Linked DNA regions of Mus musculus: all the other regions are linked to region 4. A link is a loop called in an ENCODE intact Hi-C map of the cell type or tissue named here. Cell type or tissue: gastrocnemius. All regions are shown on one strand. Region 1 holds the start of Dnmt3a (DNA methyltransferase 3A). Region 2 has its middle 15 kb from the start of Dnmt3a. Region 3 overlaps Dtnb (dystrobrevin, beta). Region 4 overlaps Dtnb (dystrobrevin, beta).

Region 1 (2,500 bases), 110 kb before region 4:
CCCATACTGCGGCGCCGCCGCCGCCACCACCACCCCGCTCCCACGGCCCGCAGCGGGGGCAGGGAGGAGCCGGGCGCGACGCCCCCCCCTCCACGCCGTTCCGCCTGGCCTCCGCGGGAGCGTGCGCCCCCGAGCGGGCACGCTCCCCACGCGCGCGCCCCTCCCAGGCCCGCCGGCGCCCCGCACCCCCAAGCCACAGGTGGCCGCGGGAAGATCGCGACGCCGCGCTCCCCGGCGCGGGCCCCGGCCGCCCCTGGGCCCTGCCGGGGGCCTCCAGGGTCCCCCCCGCCGCGCGGAGCCTGCAGGCCCGGGGGAGGGGCGGGGCGGGCGCGGGGCCCGGGTCGTGCCAGGCTGCCATTTTCTGCCGTGGCCACGGCGCTCCCCGGCCGCCCGCGCCCCCTCCCCCTCCTCTCCCCTCCCGCCGCCCGATTCCCGGTCCCGTCCGCACTCCGCAGCGCACGGCCGCAGGCCCCGACCGGGCCCCCGGGCGGGGGCAGAGCCCGGAAGGCGGAGGCGGCGGGGCCCTGCGGCAGCGCGCGTCGGGCGGCGCGCAGGCCGGCGGAGGCCCCCCGCGGCATTGTACGGACTTGAACTTGAGCCCGGGCCGGGCGGGGGCGCCGAGGGGCGTCCGCGGCGGAGGCGGCGCGCAGAAGAGGAGCGGCGGGCGAGCGGCGGGGACATAAACAAACCCTCGGCCCGGGCGGTCCGCGCTCTCAGCACCGCGCGCCGAGTTGCGGGGTCCGAGCCGCGCTCCCCACCGCCTTGCTGTGCCCTCCCGCCCGCCCGCCCTCTCAGCTCCCGGGCCGCAGGCCGTGCTGGTTACCGTGTGGCCCGGCGGGTCGGGCGGCCCGGCTCGCCCTGCTGCCGCGGCGCCGCGTCCCGGCTCGTCCTCTGCTCGCGCCGCCGCCCGCGCCGCCTCCCGGCCCGCCCGCTGCCTGCCGCGCTCCCTCCCTCCGTCGCTGTCGCGCTCCCTCTCTCCGCCTCCTCCGCCGGGTCCCCCCCGCCCGCCTCTTCTCTCCGCCTTCCTCCTTCCCTCCCTCCGGCCGCCCGCCGCCCAGGCCTCCGCCCGCCGCTCGCCCCCCGTGGCCGCGCTGGCTCTGGCCCCGGCGCTGCGGAGCCGCCCGGGAGGCAACCCCGGGGGCCCCGGGGCGCCGCGGCGGGAGCTATCCGAGCCGCGGACGGTCCTAGCGCCCCCGGCGGGAGGAGCGGGTTCGGGACCCCGCCGCGCCCCGACTGCGGCGCTCCGGGCCGGGCACCCTGCCGGAGCTGCGATCTCGGCCGCCCTGTGCCCCTCGGGTGGTCCCCCGGCCGCAACCTCCCCACCTTGCGGCGCCCCTCTACCTGGCGCGGCTTCTGCGCTGGGTCCCCGCATCCAGCACTGGTCGTAGGGACAGCTGCCCCTCCTCTCCCGGGCCGGTGTCAAGTGCCTGCCCCCCCCCGTCCCCCCCCCTCGCCGCCCGCGGAGCCCCCGGCGGCCTTCGCCCTGCAGTTCTCCCGACCTCCACCAGAGCCCACTGCGCTTTGCGCGCCTCAGCACTGGGGCTGGGGACAGCAGCGCCTGCTCAGCCGCGTCGCCACCCACAGCCAGGTGCCGCGGTGGCCAGACGGCTGCACAGGGCCAAGGTCGGAGCGCCTGGCGCCTCGAGGCCATCCTAGAGCATCGAGCACCGCCACGGAGTGGGCTCCCTAGAAGGCAGTAAGCTTTCCGTACCTTGAGGTGTCCAAAAAGAGTTGGATGCCCTCAGGTGGGCTCTGGAAAGATCTGAAGAGGTGGAAGGTTGAACTAAATGACATTGAAGGCCTGCCTCTTCCAGCTGCAAGATTCTCTGCAGACGGGCACTAGACCTGGCTCCCTCAGTGTGGGGGTGCTCTCAGGGCTCCGGGTCTGTAGTGCTCACCTCTCCAGCTACCATCACTGGAGCTTGGCACTGAATCCCCTGACTCCCAGCCTCCTTGTCAGGCTCCTCCCTCCTGTCACTGGACAGCACCATCCATCCAGCCCTTCAGTGCCCCAGTGTCCTGAGTTGCATCTCCCACACCCACGGCACACTTATTTGCAGACCCTCAATGCTGAAGCAGGTTCCCATAGAACACGCCCCACCTAGAACACTTCACCCCATTTGAGGATCAAAGGGACAGTTGCCTAATTCATTGAAATACAGAACCACCCTTTCCTATTTGCAGGGCACATTTACACTTCAGTCTTCCCTACCCCAAAGCAACTGTCCTGACCTTTCCTAATAGCACTCAATATCGCACCCCCACCCTCCACTACTGGTGTTCATTTCTGCCACCCATAGTCTTTCACCTGGCCAGTTCTTAGGACTCGTCATGCCCTGTGAGGACAAGGACACCGTTTGCCTTCAATACAGCTCAGCACCTGTACATGCTACGTCCTCATAAATGTTGGTTGAATGACTGTATGAACTGCAGGCTTCCTGTATCCAAATCCATAGCCCTCCAAATGATGCTCCCAGCTTGACTAAGGACAAGACCATTT
Region 2 (2,500 bases), 96 kb before region 4:
ACATGATTGGAAAAGAGTCTAAAGGAGTATTTTCCTTTGTGCAAAACAGATGTACAATATGCCACAGCTAAAACTCTTGGGGTTCCCGGGTGGCACCTATTCCAAAAAGGAACTTAGGGTTTGTCCCTCTTTGTAGGTACTCAATAAAGACACTTTTTCTGGCACTCTCCCACCTTACGGAGGTACACCCCACCACATCTGGACAAAGAAAGCTGGGGTGGAGGTTATTCTCCTGAGGGTCACTGAGTTATTCAAAGGAAACATTCATTTCTCCATTTAGGTTAAGAATCCGGGGCTGGTGAGATGGCTCAGTGGGTAAGAGCACCCGACTGCTCTTCCGAAGGTCAGGAGTTCAAATCCCAGCAACCACATGGTGGCTCACAACCATCGGTAATGAGATCTGACTCCCTCTTCTGGAGTGTCTGAGGACAGCTAAAGTGTACTTACATTAAATAAATAAATAAATCTTAAAAAAAAAAAAAAAGAATCGGGGGCAGAGTGAACCCTGGCTGTGTCAGTTCTGTGCTTGATGTAGTTCGAGGGTCTCCAGTCAGTCTCTCTAGGGGAGGAGCTGGCGATGTCTTGGCCGTCCCACCAGGGAAAAGGCTACCACCCCTCTCGACTCCAAGCCTCGTCCATCATGAGAAGCAAATGTTGGGACTGCATGCATGTGTCCCCACACCTGGCTTCAGGAGCCATTTTAAATGCTCCATCACTCCCACCGACATGATGAACGCTGCAAGTTAGAGGCCAGCCTATTTTAGACAGTGAATAAATGGCCAAGAAAAAAAAAAATAAGGCTTTCTGGAAAATAAGGCTTTCTGGTCACTTTTCTGAGCCAATTTTCCTTTAGCAAATCCTTGGGGGAGGGGAGGCACAAAACAAAACAAAAAACCTCGAGGGGATAGAGGATATAATTTACAACACAACTAGCTGAGCACCGAGGCTTGAAGGCGCTGGTGACAGCTCCTGGAGGCTCCGCCCGAAAAAATCCCGCAGCAAGCCACGCATCGGACTCGCACGGATTCACTTGGGCCCTGTACTCTCTGCGCAGACGCCGCACATTCGCTCCTCAACCTCCAGGTGGCGCTGGTGGAGGGGCGGAGCATACATTTGCCTGTCGCGGAGGAGGCGGGACATCAAAAAATTGGCTCCTAATTGGCTGGGCTCGGACTATGAAGGGACAAGCCCAGAGGACCTGTGGTAGGGGACGCGGTCATAAGGAGGAGCTGGCTTACTCCTAATGAAGAGAACGTTTGTGGTGTGCTTACTCCTCGGGGACAATCCTTTTTTTTTTTTTTTTTTTTTTTTAAATAATGGCAATTTGTTAAGACTATAAATAGCCAAGTTTCCCATTTGTCGTACGTTTATGAAAACCTCACGAACCAACAGACGAGAAAAATCCCTGGTGGGACCTATTTAAAAGAGATGCACTGTTTGTTTATTTTCGTGTAATATTTATTTGTACTCATTTATTTTGGAGACAGGCAATCCTTCTGCCTCAGTTTTCTCAGTGCTGAGATGACAGGTGGAAGCCATCATGCCTGGCTGTCGACGTTTTTATAAGACAACTGAGGTTTGGGGGTGAGTCCCAGGCGTTCCCCTTTCCGTCTTTCTCTCAGCCTCTGCCCAGTGTGTGAGCCAGGGAAGGTGTTTTCATGGGTGCTTTTCCACAGGTGATGGTTAGCGTCCACATTCTGACAATGCGATGGACACTGGCTGCAGTATGTTGATTGGTGCAGATCTGGCCCTGCCAGCCCTGTTCCACATGAGACAGAACTGGGGAGGAAGGGGATGTGACTGGTGTCTGGGAAGTGTGGGGTTCCACTGCTCTGGAGCACTGCGCCTAGGTTAGACCTGGGCCAGTGTAGATGGGCTGAGGTTAGATGAAGGTGATCCAGGGGTCTGGATTGGGAATGGATAGGTCAGAGGCACATACAGAGGAGAGAGCCTCGGGGTGCTCTGGGAAGCTGGGGAAAGGTATAAGTTCCGGGATATTTTCTTTTTTCTTTTTGTTGTTGTTGTTTTGTTTTTGTTTTTGTTTTTTTTCTAGACAGGGTTTCTCTGTATAGCCCTGGCTGTTCTGGAACTCAACTCTAGATATCAGACTGGCCTCGAACTCAGAAATCTGCTTGCCTCTGTCTCCCAAGTGCTGGGATTAAAGGCGAGTGTCACCACTGCCAGACTCTTGTTGTTTTCTTTTCTTTCTTCTTCTTCTTCTTCTTCTTCTTCTTCTTCTTCTTCTTCTTCTTCTTCTTCTTCTTCTTCTTCTTCTTCTTCTTCTTCTTCTTCTTCTTTTTTTTTTGAGACTGGGTTTCTCTGTTGTTTTCTTTTTTTAATATTTATTTATATATTTATTATGTAAGTACACTGTAGTGTGTCTTCAGACACTCCAGAAGAGAGCATCAGATTTTGTTACGGATGGTTGTGAGCCACCATGTGGTTGCTGGGATTTGAACTCAGGACCTTTGGAAGAGCAGTCAGCGCTCTTAACCACTGA
Region 3 (2,500 bases), 88 kb before region 4:
GAATGTATGTGTGAGTCACGATTCCTGGATTGAGTTTTCCCTTCCAAGATGTCTTTTATTTTGGTACTGGAGGCTGAACCCAGCCAGAGCCTGGCATATTCTAGGCAAGCACTGGATCAGTGAGCTATACCAATATCTCTCTAAATATCTCAGCAGCCTTGCTCTCTGGTTCCATTTACCCTGTCGGGCATGGGGCTTAGCTTGGAGATAGTTCTGAAAGTAGAGTTCCTATGCAGGGTGTGCCTGGGTGTGCCAAATGGAAGGCTTTTTCTGAGGGGAGCTGTGTGTGGGTGGACAACATAGCCCAGGAGACCCTATCCTAGAGCTGTCTCTTCTCAACAGGAGTGGATTAAGACTCAAGTCATAAAGGGGTGGGGGTGGGGGGCAGGAAAAATCCAGTGAGTATGAGGTGAGGCTCTGGGCTGCTCAGGGTAGGGGCCTCAGCAAACAACTGTTAAAGCAGGGCCCCTCCCCATTGCACTAACTTTAAACCCCAGAGTGTGCAAAGTTTGGCCCAAGGCCTCTGGATGACCCCAATCTAATTCCCACTCTCTATGGATGGCTGAGGGCACAAAGATAAGCGGTCTCCTTGAAGCATGCAGCCCCCAGGAAGTCCTGCAGGAGCTGGGCAGGGAAAGGTACAGTGTGTGAAGGGGAGGGAGAGGCAGATAAGAGTCTCTGAGACGGGAAGCAGCACCTGTTGCGTGGGAACCTACTGAAGAACTATGAAGCTAAGTCCCCAACATGAGCTAGGACATAATAGGGTGAAATCCCAGGCCTAGTGAGTGCGTCTGGACGTGGGAAGCTATCACCTGAGCCTCAGGTGGGAAGCTGCCCTATGCCACCTTGTGTGCCCTCCAGTGTGAGCACTGCTCTCCCATACGCAGCTCTATACCTACCCCTGTTCCTTAGGTCTTTGTCCTCTTAGAAGCAAGGATCTGGGTTCCCATGGTGGGCCTAGATGAAGGGAGAGCTCAGAATGGTTGCCTAGGCAATGAGGAAAGTAGGCCCCACACAGACTGGCAGCCAAGAGGAAAAGGGCAGAAGGCAGAGGCCCCACCAGAGCATCTCACAGCCATCATCTGTGCCTGGCTCCTATCCCTGGGCCCTGAGCCACTCCTGACACTTGCGGCTTATAACTTACTGTGTGACTTCATTCCCAGCAGCCCAAGGTGCAGCACTCCTTCAAACATCCCACCCAACAATGAGCTGCAGAGAGGTGACATTAGGAAGGCAGTGGCCAAAGGGTGGCTCCTCTCCCAGGCACAGCTCCAGAGGCTACCTGGGAATAGGAAGTATCACTGTCCCCAGAGGCCACTGGAAAAAGGGTCTGCCTCAGAGGTGACAGTGGGAAGTAAAGGACTGGGTCCTTTGGGACTCTTGGAGCTATGGAGGGGACTATTATTGTCCTCAGGCCCAGGACCCAAATTGATTCTGATTCTTTACTGAATATTGCTCATTAGGGTTTAATGCCTCGTATATGATCACACACACACACACACACACACGAGAGAGAGAGAGAGAGAGAGAGAGAGAGAGAGAGAGAGAGAGAGAGAGAGAGAGAATGAATTAAAAATAAGTCTAAAGAAAAAAAGAAAGACAAATGAAGTATAGGGGTCACCAGCCCCAGTACACATAACCTTTTTCCAGACCCCAGGGAAACAATGGGATTTTTGAGGTTCCCTCTACCTCTTCTTCTTCTAGGACAGACAACAGACTTTTCTACCTGACTAAAAAAATTGTTCCCTGCATGGGTGGGATTCGTTTCCTCTTCTTAGAAGCTCAAAGTGGTTTTGACAATATAGGCTCCAGGCTGAGTACCAAGATGTCCTGGGACTCCACTGCAAAGCGCTGGCTCCAGCCCAGAGTGGCTGCTCAAACACTCTGGAGGCATTAATAAGCTTGCAGCAGACTCAGATGCATGCTCAGTTTGAGGACTGCTGGATGGAATAGGGTGCTGCCTGAGAACCCTTGCTGGGAGTCCTCCAATTCTGGAAGTCTGTGAGGGTAGGGTCTTCCAGAGGCCTACCTCCCACACTCCAGCTGTAACCAAACACTTGACCCCTGAAGAGTACATTAGCTGAGGCCAGGCTTGAGGCCCACCACCCAGCTCTGCATGAGCCCTTCTCTTCCAGACACTGCTGCAGGAATTCAGATGACTTCAGTATTGCCATGGCAACTGTGCCTTTCTAATGCTGGTGGGCATCGGGAACAGGGAGCCAGCAATGCAGGAAACCAGCCAAGCAGTAAATTCAGAGTGCCAGGTAAGAACAGTTCAGAACAGCTGTGCACATGCATCAAAGCTAGGAGGGCAGTGGCTTCCCAGGATGGCCAGGTTGGTGGCACATGTCTGGAATCTCACATATCTGGTCTATGACCATTCAAGACAGAGGCAGGAAGATTGCAAGTTCTGGGTCAGCTAGGGTCTCAAGCTTCCCTCAGCACATACAGAAGATGGCCCAGGGAGCATCTGGTTCTTCCCTGTCACAGAAAGCAGCAA
Region 4 (2,500 bases):
CTTTTTAATAAATCTTATCTTTATTTTATAAATAATTTAATACCATTTAATTTTTTGAATTAAATTAATCTAAAGATAAATTACAACTTACTGTTATGGGCTGACGAGATGGCTCAGTTGGCACAATAGCTGCTGAATCAATGTAAACAGCCATGAGCGGTGAGTGGTGCACGGCTGCAATGTCTGAGAGGCAGAGAGACAGGAGGATCCCTAAAGCTTTTGGTTAAATTAGCATGTTCCAGGTTCTGTGAGCAACCTTGTCTCAAAAAATAAGGTAGAAGGCTGGGGAGAGGCTTCAGTGGGGAGGATACCTGCTGCCAAGCTTGACGACCTGTTCGATAGCCAGTGCCCACACAGCAGAGACAATCAGCTCTCACAAAGTTTACTCTCATGTGAACACACAAAATACATAAAATGTAATAAAAAAGAATAAGGTAGGGCTGGAGAGATGGCTCAGCAGTTAAGAGCACTGATTGCTCTTCCTGGGTCCTGAGTTCAAATCCCAGCAACCACATGGTGGCTCACAACCATCTGTAATGAGATCTGATGCCCTCTTCTGGTGTGTCTGAAGACAGCTACAGTGTACTTATAATAAATACATAAATAAATAAATACATCTTTTTTTAAAAAAAAAAGAATAAGGTAGCGAATAATTAAAAACACATACCTGGCCGGGCGTGGTGGCGCACGGCTTTAATCCCAGCACTCGGGAGGCAGAGGCAGGCGGATTTCTGAGTTCGAGGCCAGCCTGGTCTACAGAGTGAGTTCCAGGACAGCCAGGGCTACACAGAGAAACCCTGTCTCAAAAAAACAAACAATAAAAACAAAACAAACAAACAAACAAAAAACATACTGGGTCTGAAGTCTTGCCTTCATAAACATGTACATGTGTATACAGACTACCTCCTCCAAATTATCTTTAATGATTTAAAAATAAGAAGGTCAATCCCAGATAGTGTCCCATCGGCTGGCTTCCACTTGTGGACTACAGTGTGGCAGCTCTGTTACAAACTCAATGAGTCCTAGTTGCAGTAGAAGGACATGACCCTTCGCTTCTTGTCAGAATATGAAAATAATACAGACATGAAGCAATCCCAGTTTGGTTTGCTCTCTGTCAGAAAAAACCAGCCACAAACTGAAGTGAAACTCGAAGTAACCTCTAATTAGAGAAATCAGGCTTAAGGACTCTGTGGCTAGATAATTAGACCCTTAGCATGAACAAATTGCTTGAACTACAACAGTAGGTTTATCAAAGACATCAAGAGCTGCAAATTGGATGAAAATGTTTTGACCAAAAGATAGACGAATTTTTTCAGAGACTTAGAAGAAAAGTTGCTAGAGTGCTGATAGACTAATTAATTAGTTTTGTTTTGAATACAAGCCCTGAGATTCTAGAAACCTTGTTTACTTGATAGTGTCAACCTCCCCTAAAAGGACATAAGGAATTATGGCTGCCATCTAGTGGAGGCTTTTGGAAGGTGTAGGGATATGACCATGGAGACATTAAGACTAAGGAGAAAACAAAAACAAAAAGATATGTACTGTGCCATTCATTCATTTATTCTTCAATACATGTAAGTGCTCCAGTGCCCCAGGTACTACTTACACACCTAGGGCTCAGCAGAGAGGGAGCCGAAGCCTTCTGGAGCACACCAAAGCCTTTTGGAGCACACATTTTTGCGATATAAGAACAGATTTGAAAGTTCTAACTTACTGATGGAATCCTAATTGCTTACAAGCTGTTTCATATACATTGTTATTAAAGAATATCCTGAGGTAACTGAGTGACTGATTATCACAAACTTCAAGAAAGAGAACTGAGGCCTTCGCTTTCCTTCAGTCACTTTCCACCGCTGCCTTCTATGGTCCAACCAATCCCTCTGGATTCTGAAACGTGCCATTGGTTTACACTACACTTTAACTGTTGACTATCTCTGCCCCAAAGGCTTCTTAGCACAACAGGAAGCAGGAGATGGAAGGAAGACTGAAAGGAAGGTGGGATGTGGACACAAACCCCAACACCCTTGCCTTTGTTCCTGTCACTCGGCCTCACTGAGGCTGTACTTGGCTTTTCAACAGACTGGTGATAGACATGCCATCAGGGTTGCTGTGAAGGTTAAGTAAGCAAAAAGCTAGACCACTGGGAGTCCCCAGTATCAACATCTGACCTTTAAGTCTGAGAACCTGAACAAATCCTGATACTATGCAAACAATGAGACGGTCAAATATACTTTATTTCATCATTAGCTTAAATTTCTACCCCAAATTGCTACCACAGTTTTTAATTTTTCCTTGTTTATTTTTTGAGGCTGAGTCTTACGTCGCCTTGGCTGGCTAAGGCTATATGAAACCTCTGATCCTCCTGCTTTTACTTCCTAAGTGATGGGATTATAGAAGTATGCCACTACACCTATTATTTCTTGTTATGCAATAGTGGAAAAATGTAAGATTTTGTGTGCTTGTTGTGTATGTAGTGTGTGTACTTCTGTGTGTGTGGGGT

Evidence for each region. Hi-C counts contacts between places; a loop is a spot of excess contacts. Peaks named below come from ENCODE experiments on the same cell type or tissue, not always from the same donor. Only the 100,000 strongest peaks of a DNase experiment are listed, where the experiment ranks them.
Region 1: it touches region 4 in a loop (4-fold over the local background); 14 of 42 quality-filtered maps call a loop at or near these places.
Region 2: it touches region 4 in a loop (9-fold over the local background); 17 of 42 quality-filtered maps call a loop at or near these places.
Region 3: it touches region 4 in a loop (2.8-fold over the local background); 16 of 42 quality-filtered maps call a loop at or near these places.

The regions. Positions count from the first base shown.
Region 1 is chr12:3,805,444-3,807,943 of GRCm38, reverse strand. Dnmt3a (DNA methyltransferase 3A) reads right to left here and starts at 964. Exons shown (of 23, transcript NM_007872.4): 1 at 824-964. In gastrocnemius, CTCF peaks have their summits at 1,314 and 1,520; DNase peaks (open chromatin) are centred at 569, 986, 1,495, 1,873 and 1 more place; H3K4me3 peaks cover 2,084 bases; H3K27ac peaks cover 2,137 bases.
Region 2 is chr12:3,790,583-3,793,082 of GRCm38, reverse strand. No RefSeq gene overlaps it. Among named protein-coding and RNA genes, the nearest start is that of Dnmt3a, 15 kb to the left of the region's middle. In gastrocnemius, a CTCF peak has its summit at 1,068 (motif pointing right); DNase peaks (open chromatin) are centred at 646 and 1,106; H3K4me3 peaks cover 1,215 bases; H3K27ac peaks cover 1,253 bases.
Region 3 is chr12:3,783,021-3,785,520 of GRCm38, reverse strand. Dtnb (dystrobrevin, beta) reads right to left here. Exons shown (of 18, transcript NM_001162465.2): 18 at 1,451-2,500. Among named protein-coding and RNA genes, the nearest start is that of Dnmt3a, 23 kb to the left of the region's middle. In gastrocnemius, no CTCF peak of the experiment used is centred here; DNase peaks (open chromatin) are centred at 1,070 and 2,223.
Region 4 is chr12:3,694,901-3,697,400 of GRCm38, reverse strand. All of the region lies in intron 9 of Dtnb (dystrobrevin, beta), which reads right to left. Among named protein-coding and RNA genes, the nearest start is that of Dnmt3a, 110 kb to the left of the region's middle. In gastrocnemius, a CTCF peak has its summit at 1,470 (motif pointing left); a DNase peak (open chromatin) is centred at 1,467; H3K27ac peaks cover 523 bases.